Linked DNA regions of Homo sapiens: region 2 is linked to region 1. A link is a loop called in an ENCODE intact Hi-C map of the cell type or tissue named here. Cell type or tissue: heart left ventricle. All regions are shown on one strand. Each heading gives the region's core, and the rest is flanking DNA. Links, peaks and the distances in the headings are about the cores only.

Region 1 (5,383 bases), core at 287-5,286:
GGATCAGTCATCAGCTACTGCCAAGGGTCAGAGACATGAAAGGCAGACAAGGCCACTGGAGCCCACGCTGCATTTCAGGCCATTCCCAGGGTAGGGGACCCCCTGTGAGTCAAGTGGTTGCCCTCAAGATATGTCTACTCTCAAGATGCTTCATGGGGTCTAGCTGATCTCCAGCAACATTTTTCCAGCTTGCCAGGTAAAGGAGAAAAACTAGACCCCCATACTCTCCTATAAGGTGCCCTAATAGGCTAGAAAGAGGGTTCTCTGATTTCAGGAAGGAAACATTTAGACTATACAAAACATGTATGTAACTACTTTTTCTAGCTATTCTGGAGAAGAGTTCTGCATACCACTTTTCACTGCCTGGGGCAGAGGGGACTTGCATATCTTGGAGAGCTGGACACAGGATTGTGGGTTACTCAGAGCCCTCTTCTTGTCCACCCATGGTTCAAAACTACTGGAACTAGGAGACAGAATGGCACAACAGCGAGAGCATGAGCCTGGAGTCCTAGGTCATAATTTCAAACTCATCTCTATTCTATTGAGCTGTGTGACCTTGGGCAAGTTACTTAACCTCTCTGAGCCTGTTTAATGATCCCTCATTCATGAGGTCATGGTGAGGATTTAATGTGATAAAGTTTGCAAAGTGCTTGCGTATAGTAAATCCTCCTACTGTAGAGGTGATGATGATGGTGATGATGATGATGATGGTTGTGATGATACTGCTGCCACTGATTCCACAAGGAAGACACCTGCAAAATTCTGCTCCTGCCTCTGCAGCTTGACCCCTCAACAGGCTGGTATTTTCCTCAGGTCCCTTTGATGGGGTGGGGTTATTCAAAGGGATACAGAATACAGGAGAGGGAGCCTTCTTATCTTTGCTCAGGGTTTTTGTCTTGATCCTGGCTCAACAGCATATTCTTACCTTTTCCATCCTGCTGCAGGAGTGAGAGAGAGAACCACGCTGCTGATGACTCCGAGGGAGGGGCCCTGGACATGTGCTGCAGTGAGAGGCTACCGGGTGAGTCTTCTCAGCACCCAGCTCCTCCCAGACCTCAGAATGGAGAGACAATGCCCCGGCTGAAGCTGGGGCTGGAGTAAAGCCTAGCTAGCTGTGAACTTGCGCAAGAATATCCATGCAGCTGCTCCATAGCTCTTCGTTTAAATGGGGACTTGTTTTTCTAATCCCTGATGCCTTCTGACCTGTTATCACTTGGAGCTGCTCTAGGCTCACATGGAGGGAAGAGCAGGCAATTGAAGGTGTGCTAGGAAGTGAAAAGAAGGACGAAGAGCTGAGGAGTACAGGGCTCCTAGGGAATGACCACTGACCATTCAGGGCTGGGCTGACTTCAAGAGGTAAGGGTAGGAAGCAAAACCTGAAGGCAGCATGAGCCAAGGATGGGGTGGGGGATGTGGAGAACTACCTGACCTCCCTGTTGAGAAGCCCGGCTTGAGGGTGAAACTGTGCTGCTTGAGTCCAGTTGACCACAGTTGCAGGGAGCCAAGCCATTGCAGCCACCGTGGAGATATTACCAAGGCACTCTTGCCCACAGGGTGGCAGCTCGTCCCAGTTGTAGCCCCATGACCCACGCCATGATAAACAGCCTCAGAAGGAAGAAAAAGAAGGGGTGGGGGGAGAGTTTTACATTTTTTTATAAGTTTTTATTGTTCTTTTCCTTCTTATAACAAAAGGTTAACTGTCAAAATATTAGAAAATAAATACAAATAAAAAAAGAAAAATCGCCATAATCCTGTAACATAGCATATATTTTCATATCTCTCCTTCTGAACATTTTGTTAGAAGACAAGTCTTTTGGGCCAGGTGCGGTGGCTCATGCCTGTAATCCCAGCACTTTGGGAGGCCAAGGCGGGCAGATCACGAGGTCAGGAGATCGAGACCATCCTGGCTAACATGGTGAAACTCCGTCTCTACTAAAAATACAAAAAATTAGCCAGGCGTGGTGGCGGGCGCCTGTAGTCCCAGCTACTTGGGAGGCTGAGGCAGGAGGATGGCGTGAACCCAGAGGGCAGAGCTTGCAGTGAGCCGAGATCGCGCCACTGCACTCCAGCCTGGGCGACAGAGTAAGACTCCGTCTCCAAAAAAACAAAACAAAACAAAACAAAACAAAGACAAGTCTTTTGAACTCTAACGTTGAAATTCCAAACCTGTAGCTTTTCAGAGACCTCATGATTGGCAAGGAACCTTAGAATGGAGTCTTCACGTGATACTCTTTAAGATAGACATTGGAAACAACCAGGTATGAGTCTAAAGCGATGACTCTTCAAAATAAGTGGTATTTTATTCACACCACACTCAGTGCCCCAGCTCCTGAGGAAGCCCTTTGATGCAGTTCATACCTTAACCAGTAGGGGGTGCCATTGCTCAAAACACTTGGGACAGCCTGTTGAGACGGTCTAAGATGGGACCGTCTGTCTAGAAGAGAATTCTCTGAAAAGATGTGAGAACTTCCTGAATATCTGAATGGCTGTCTTGCGGAAGGGGCAGCAGATCTATTCTGTGTATCTTAGGATGACGTAAGCCCAAGGCATTGAAATTAAAAACAGGCCTTTGGCCCATAGACGCAGAACTCTCTGACTCTAAAAGTGGTCCAGTCATAGAACTCAATAATTCCAGAGGAAGAAATGCGTGTTCCGTCACAGGAGGCATTCAAGTACTAGATAGATAGACAATGGAGAGGAAATTTCCACAATGGATGGGAGGTCCAGATGACATCAGAAGTCCCCTTCAACTATTAAACAGTTCTGTGATTCAGATATGAGTCATAGAATTCGGAGATGACTCTACAATCAGGGATGGCACCACTGACTAGAAGAAATCTGCAGAAAATAGGACAGGATGAATAGGAGTCCAGAGAGTAGCACGGTGTGGAGGAAGAAAGAGCATGGGATTTGGCGTTTGAGTCCGCCTGTTCTGCTTCAGGCTGTGTGTTTATGCACAAGTCACTTAACCTTGCTGGAGCTCCAGTCCCTCATCTGTGAGCAGAAACAATAGCAATATGAATATTTATCCTCACAAGTGTCCTGGGGGAATAAATAAATGTAACCACTCAGTCATTCACTCAAGTACTTATTGAGCACCTACTAGGTCTCAGGTACTAGGTGCTAGATATATAGAGGTAAATAAAACAGACATAGTCCCTTCCCTAAGGAAAGTTCATGGACAACTTCAGCTCTGAGCTGCTTCTGCAAAATGGGATGAAGCCGCAGCAGAGAGGCTGCAGTAATAAGCATAATAGGTTAAATCCCAATGTTCTCTCCCATTTCTCCCCAAAAGCAAGCAACCAGTGTAGAATAGAAGAGTTTTGGTCATGGAATATCCTAGGAAATCAGTGTCATTTGCTACCCCTTCTTACAGATGAGAGGACCAAGGCCCAGGGAGCTTAGGCAGTCTGTCCAAGGTCACTTAGCTGGTAGAGGGAGGATTCACTCCAGGCAGTCTCTCTCAGTAGCCCGTGTCGTCACCGCTACCTTGTTCTGCCTCTGTTGTCCCCATGGAGCCACTGTCATCTTCTGGCACCCTGTGGACTGAGGCAGAAAGAGTTTAGGTGCGTTTGTTCCAGACAGGAGTTTGGAGGAGGTAGACAACGTCCCTGTGCCTGTCCCTATCTGTGTCCTTCCTCTGGGAAGTCCTGCTTGCAGAGGCCGAGCAAGTTGTGTGACCCTCTAGACTCCCACGATGCTGTCCTGATAGGGGATTGCAGTAATTATTTGCCTCCTCCATGGGGTCATGAGCTCTCTGAAGGCAAGGACCTCTCTGTTTCATTTCTGCATCCTCCATGTCCAGCATGTATTCACTCATTTCTTCATTCTGTCACTACTGATTGAGCACCTACATGTGCTGGGCACTGTTGTAAGCACTAGAGATTGAACAGAAATCCAAACTGAAAACAGTTCCCACCCTCCCAGGACAGTATTATGTGCTAGTCAAGAACAGGGACTCTGGACCTCAGCTTGGCCCCACCACTTACCAGTAGATGATCATGGACAAGCTACTGAATCTTTCTGGACCCCCCATTCACAATATAGCAAGAACAATATTCACTGCTGTGCAGAGTTGTTAGAGGATTCAGTGAATTAACAGAAAGCTTAGAACAGTGCCTGGCATATAGCAAATGCTGTACAGACATTTGCTATTAAGGAAAAATAGACAACAAATAAAATAAGTAAGTCATGCCACATAGTATGGTTAATAGTAGTAAGTGCTATGAAGACAATTAAAGCCATGAAGAGGGGGATGGGAAAGAACTGGGGAATGGTTTGACATTGTGAATAGGGTAAATTCACATTGAATTTGTGGAAATCTACTCTACACCAGAGCCTGGTGTAGAGTAGACTTCCACAAATGTTTGTCAAGGACACTGACCTGTACTGCAACTTGGACATAAAAGGAAATGGGAGTTTGTAGGCCAAGAGAGTTGGAGTGTTAGGCCTTTAGAAGGAGCCCATGAGCACTGCAGGCAATTGCATAATGATGGTATAAAAATCCAGCCCTCAAGTACTCTTTCCACTCTCTGTCTTACCCAGAGGCGAGGCAGAGTGAGGGCCAGCCATGCCTGGTGGCTCATTCGTTCCCACACCCACCTTCAGATGGGGGCAACATGGCCAACACTCCGAGCCACCACGATCACCCAGATCTGAGCCAACACAGGACAGGTCATACAGTCCCATCAGAGCTTTCTTGGTGGAAACGTCCTCAGCATCACCAACACTCCCTGGGAGCTCCCCCCAATGCCCCAGAGCCAGGCATGCTGCCTCACAGCCCCTGGGACACCCCCCACATGTGCTCTCGCACACTCGTGTTTGTGCTCACTTGTCATAGCCACATGCTCCCCGATGCACATGCATGTTCCCACGCACAGTCACCCGGGCACGTGGCCTGCCTCTGTCTCACACAGCCCTGCAGGGGCGGACGCACACCTCCAGGCTCACACACCTGCATGCCTTCCTCTTGCACACTCACCTCTCTCAGCTCCATCCCTCCATCCCGCGGCTTCCACTCTGCATGCTTCCTGGTGATGTGCTTGCTCTCTCATTCCCTCCTTAGGTGTCTTTCTCTTTCTCCCACTACTGTACCCCTTCTTCACGCACACTCTTGAAAATGACTAGGCAGACTCCTTTTCTCCCTCTCCATTCTCTGTCCTCTTCTCAGGCTCTCAGTCATGCCCAGCTCCCCGGTACTGTGGGGGCAGTGAGTGTCTACCCCACTGCCTTCCCCACCCCTGTGCACATGTGCACACATGTATTTTTCTTCTCCCTCATGCACACACCCTTTTTCATGTGGTCACCCTCCTCTTCTCTTTCACTCTTCCTTTCTTGCTCACTTCATTTGCTCACAGTCACCCAAACACTTTGGTACATTCAA
Region 2 (5,383 bases), core at 276-5,275, 770 kb after region 1:
GAAGGTCCTCTTAGAAAGGAGAAGGAGCATTGGATGTGGGACAGGTAGTCCACTTCACATGACATTAGAAACATGTATAATGTAAACTTGGACTTCTCAAACATTTTTGTCTTCTTCATCAAGGTATTCACTTCTCCCCAGGCATATCCTGCCTTCTCATTTCTCTGTGCTTATGGGAAAACTGTTACCTCTGCCCGAAATGCCTTTTCCTTTGTGTTCCCTCTGGGAAAAATTCTAAGAATTTTTTTTTTTTTTTTTTTTTTTTGAGACAGAGTCTCACTCTGTCGCCCAGGCTGGAGTGCAGTGGCGCGATCTCAGCTCACTGCTAGGTCCGCCTCCCGGGTTCACGCCATCCTCCTGCCTCAGCCTCCCGAGTAGCTGGGACTACTGGCGCCTGCCACCACGCCTGGCTAATTTTTTTGTATTTTTAGTAGAGACAGGGTTTTCACCGTGTTAACCAGGATGGTCTCGATCTCCTGACCTCGTCATCCACCCGTCTCGGCCTCCCAAAGTGCTAGACCTAGCTCAGATACACCTTTCTCAGTAAAGACCTTTTCTTTTCTAGTGTTCACTGCATTAACTTCACATGCATGGATAGCACAGTATACTGTTATTATGAATTGTCTGTATGTTTTCTCATATGCTGAAGATTATGAACTTTTAAAGGGTGGAAGCGGTGTGTCATTTTGCTCTATATTTTAGCACAGGACCTGTTATTAGAGGGAAAAAATGTTTTTTATTTTATTTCATTTAAACAACCTGTTTGGCATCTGTTTGGGTGGGGCACAGCTTACATTCAGAGTTGGTTTTGGGGGAGTTCCCTGATGAGACATTAGAATGGATCATCAGCTTCCAGTCCTCAAAGTCTTTCACTTTTCGTCCTCCCGTTCTCACCTCATTGCCAAAAGTTCTGGAGCTGGAACCCGGGCTGTTCCCTCCTCACCTGGCCATTAGGGGCCCAGTACTTCCTCTCTGGTGAACATGGGTGAAAACATCTGCTTTGTCCTGTTATCATTCCAGAGGACACTTGAAGGTGTGAGGGCCATTTTATTACAACAGTTATTAATTAAAAAGAAGTGTCAGAAAAAAAAGTTACAGAATAAGTCTGCGTCTATCTGCATGCTAGACTGCATGTCATCACAGGCTAGCTCCACTTTTAGCAGTGTAATTAAGGAAGGAAAAGTGCTGAATTTGGAGAAAGAAGCCCAGTTCAGAATCTGGTTCTGATTGTGTATTCTTAGGAGGCTTGGGGTTATTTAAGTGCCTGCGTTTGATAACAGCTGAGTGTATGAGATGTCATTGCTCTAGACCCACTCAACTGCTGGAGTTAGGAAATAGACACACAGACACACACACATGCACACACATTTTTACATACACACACCTATGTCTATTTATCTGTCTCTACTAGAAATCATGAATTTACACTGATTTTTCCAATTACTATCCAATATTACACGGTTGATTATAGCCTTTCCCCTTTTCATATCTATACCTTTCCTCCCCTCTTTGATAGTGATGAATCTGGCTCCTTTATCCTGAATGTATTTACTTGATTGTTCAATCTCCTGGCATGTTACCAGGCTCCCTACAATGCCAGCCATCTTCTTGGCCAGTGCTGCTGACTCAGGCCTGCCTGCACTGGCTGAGTCTCTCCCACGCCCAGGTGGTACTGGCTGAGTGCCCCCTCTCTGCCCAGTTTGTTCTGTTATAAATGTAATTCAGAAGAACATTTTTTCTTTTGTAGGTCTAGAGAATTCTAAAGCAATGTGTGTTCTTGCTGGCTCAGACCACTCAGCTTCATTAACAGGTAGGTACCAGCTCTTTCACGGTTTAACATGCCATTCAGGATTCTGTATGTGACTGCCTGAAGTGGTGATATTGAAATACAGAGGGAATGTCATAGACTTTGGAGCTAGAATTCTGATGCTACCACTGGTATGCTCTTAGGCAAATTACTTTTCCTTTCTGAGACCATCTTCTTGTCTGTAAAAGACTTTGTGGGCAGTTACGAGAATTAAATATAATACATATAAATCATGAATAGCAGACATAGGCTCACTTCCATTTCGTCTGAGTTTGCTTTCTTAACTATACAATAAGGATAATAATGTCTTCCTCTCAGGGTAATGGTGGTTGTCAAATCATGTAATCAACAGTAAATTTATATATAACATATATGGATAACACAGTGTAATATAATTATGAATTCTTTGTAGTTTTCTGATATACCTACGATTATGAGGGTAGAAGCTGCTCTCTTATCCATCTAATCTATTTTGGTGTGTATTGTAACTGTCTAAGCTCTCTACCTGTGTATACTCTCTAGTTGTCTAATCTCAAAGTAACCTGTTTTATCCATCTATATCTTTCTAATCCATTTATCAGTCTCCATTTGTGTATCTATCTACTCTGTTTACCTATGTATCTATTTATCTTTAATCTTTGTAATATCTAATCTGTGTGTCTATATATCTAACTCTAGATATGTAGTTTTGTAAATATTTTATATTGTTATATGTTTCTCTAATTTATCTACTTCATCTCTTTGATCTATCTGTTTTTCTGTCTTAACTGTTTTTTTATCCTACACTATATCTCTCTCTTTGGCTGCGCATTCATCCTTCCATTTGAAACACCGAGCCAATACAGTATAAACTGTCTAGTGACTTTTCCTTCCAAGGCAATGCAGCATTTTCTTGAAAGTGACAGTAATCCCTTCTCTTTGGCCCACATTGCCCTGACCCCTGCTGGTAGACTGGAGACTATACATCTGAGAGATTTATAATATTTTGTTTGGTAAGACCTCTCACAGAGTTGAATGTATTCTATTTTTTAAGCAAAGAGGAGGGACTTCCGTACTTAGTGTTTTATGTGGAAATTCAGGTGTGCCCATAATATATGTAAATTAATGGTGGTATGCATTCTTCGACATCAAATTTGCAATGCAGCCCAGCTGAGAAGTTGTTATTTCAAGAGCACGGGAGCCATAATATGAAAGTTTAAATGCTTTGCAAATTCTGAGCTGCAGATAATTTGTCATTTAATGAATTTAAAACAAACATCTAATAAAAAAGCACCTACTTTTAACTTGTGTCTCACATTAGGTAGATTTATATATTAATATTTGTTAAAAGTGTTGAGTTGAAATGAATGCCAACTATAAGGGACTCCAGTGGGTATCCAGTTCCTCCCTTCCTTTTACAGAAGAAGGACTAGAGACCTTAGGGTGAGAAGTGATGTGTTCGTGCCCCACAGTCAATGAGGGATGGAGAAGGCATTCTTTTCTGAGAATAAAAGTAGACTACGAGGTGTTTCTGTTTTGTTCTAATTAATTTGAAATGACTGATGGTATGTAAACCTAGAGCTTGTCTAATTGTTTGCCAACTTCAACTTCTTAAAAATTCTTGTTGGTAGTAAATTTGTTATTTCATATGTAGGGCACTTTTATTATGGTGTTATTTATATATAAATGTTGAATATTTTAATTAAGATGTATTTTAAATATAAGAAATTAAATTTCTTTTAAAGTATACAAAGAACTTAAGTTTCATTTAAAGTATACAATTTAGTAATTTTTAATATATTCACAAAGTGAAATGGTTTTTGATATTTTGAAAATGAGCTAAAGATTATGGAGATTAATAGCCCTGCTGGACACTGTGGCTCACACCTGTAATCCCAGCACTTTGGAGGCTGAGGCAGATGGAATACTTGAGGTCAGGAGTTCAAGACCAGCCTGGCCACTGGTCTACTAAAAAATGGAGTTTTTTTGTAGAAACCCCATTTCTACCAAAAAATTCAAAATTAGCTGGGTGTGGTGGCACGTGCCTGTAATCCCAGCTACTTGGGAGGCTGAGGCAGGAGAATTGCATGAACCCGGGTGACGGAGGTTGCAGTGAGCCGAGATCACACCACTGTACTCCAGCCTGGGTGACAGAGCAAGACTCCGTCTCAAAAAAAAAAAAGATTAATAGCCCTCTCTTTCTTCATCTAGTTCAAGCTGTTACACATTGGATTTTGTTCAATGCTCTTTAGACACTTTCTCTGGAGTGGTTGTAGATTATATAACTATTTGGCATTGCAGCAGAATTTAATTTTACCTGCTGAGGCAACAGCATAATGATCCTCATCTGGAAGACAGTTTGACTTTCAAAAAGATGGTTTAGAGCTACTAAGATAAGTGAAGTTGTTTACACAGGCTTCATCGTCAGTGGCATCTTTGTAGCTCAGCAGTCCACTTAATGGATTGATACTTTGCTGAGGGGGCTTCTTTGCTATCTTGTAAGAGATCTTCATACTTTGCACACCCTGATGAAGTCCAGGAGGTTGACCTCTCTCTGGGAATGGAATACACCAAATTCACTTCATAGAACTGCAGAATGTCAATGTTGCAGGGTCACCCCAGTGACAAAAAGGTTTCACTGATTTATACTCCCTCATTTTGGAGTTGAGGAAACAGACCTAGAATGTGAAGTGATGTGCCCAGTGTCAAACAGTGATCGGGTAACAGATGGAACTTGAACTGGAGACTTCTGAACCTTAGTCTGAAGCCCCTTAATGATACTGTTTGACTTTCTGTCAGTTTTTTGGAATATACTAGACTGCCCTAGGGCAAGCAATACTATCAAGTTTTATTGGGAAGCTACAAAATGCAGTGAAAGCAGAAGACCTGGCTTCTAGTCCCTATTTGACTCCTTATTAGCCATGTGATCCTGAAAAGTAATTTAATATCTTCCAGCCTTGATTAATTTATCTTCTAGAACAGTGCTAATAGAAATATAATATGAGCCATAGTTCAAAAAGTAAAAAGAAACAGGTGGGATTAATTTTAATAATATATCTACTTAACCCAGTATATCCAAAATATTATTTCAACATGTAACCCATATCAAATTATAAGGAGCCACACTCTTTTTTGCACTAAGTCTTTGCAGTCCATTGTGTGAGAGAGTAGCATTTCACTTACAATGTATCTCAGTTTGGGCTAGCCACATTTCAAGTGTTTAATAGCCACATGTAGGTGGTGAACTACTGTATTGGGTAGTACAGCTGTAGATCCTTAGATTATAAGGGTTGGAAAAGCTGAGGAGTCACAAATTGACAAGCCATAGGCTAAATTATTGCCCATGGCCTCATTTTGTATGGCTTTCATTTACAAAATATTTTTGAATGTGAATGCCTTTTAGATAGGCACGTACTCTCTGGCTTGCCACAGTCACCTGCCAGTCATTCTTGTTACCAGTGTCATCAGTCATATTGTCTGCCCTTCTAGACCAACAGCCTTCCCTTCCAATTTTCAGCTGGTGAAACTAAGTCTTAGAGAGGAAGTGATTTGTCCAAGGTCAATAGCTAGTTAGCAGATCCAGGAATAGAAGCCAGA

What was found. A loop is a pair of places that touch in the nucleus more often than their neighbours do. Peaks named below come from ENCODE experiments on the same cell type or tissue, not always from the same donor. Only the 100,000 strongest peaks of a DNase experiment are listed, where the experiment ranks them.
Region 2: it touches region 1 in a loop (5-fold over the local background); 5 of 110 quality-filtered maps call a loop at or near these places.

What each region holds. Positions count from the first base shown.
Region 1 is chr11:18,761,445-18,766,827 of GRCh38, reverse strand. PTPN5 (protein tyrosine phosphatase non-receptor type 5) reads left to right here. Exons shown (of 15, transcript NM_006906.2): 3 at 945-1,021. Among named protein-coding and RNA genes, the nearest start is that of PTPN5, 28 kb to the left of the region's middle. RefSeq lists enhancers at 4,318-4,818, 4,819-5,319. In heart left ventricle, for the core only: a CTCF peak has its summit at 2,368 (motif pointing right); no DNase peak of the experiment used is centred there.
Region 2 is chr11:17,989,358-17,994,740 of GRCh38, reverse strand. It overlaps SERGEF (secretion regulating guanine nucleotide exchange factor), which reads left to right. Exons shown (of 11, transcript NM_012139.4): 7 at 1,748-1,810. Among named protein-coding and RNA genes, the nearest start is that of SERGEF, 21 kb to the left of the region's middle. In heart left ventricle, for the core only: a CTCF peak has its summit at 2,755 (motif pointing left); no DNase peak of the experiment used is centred there.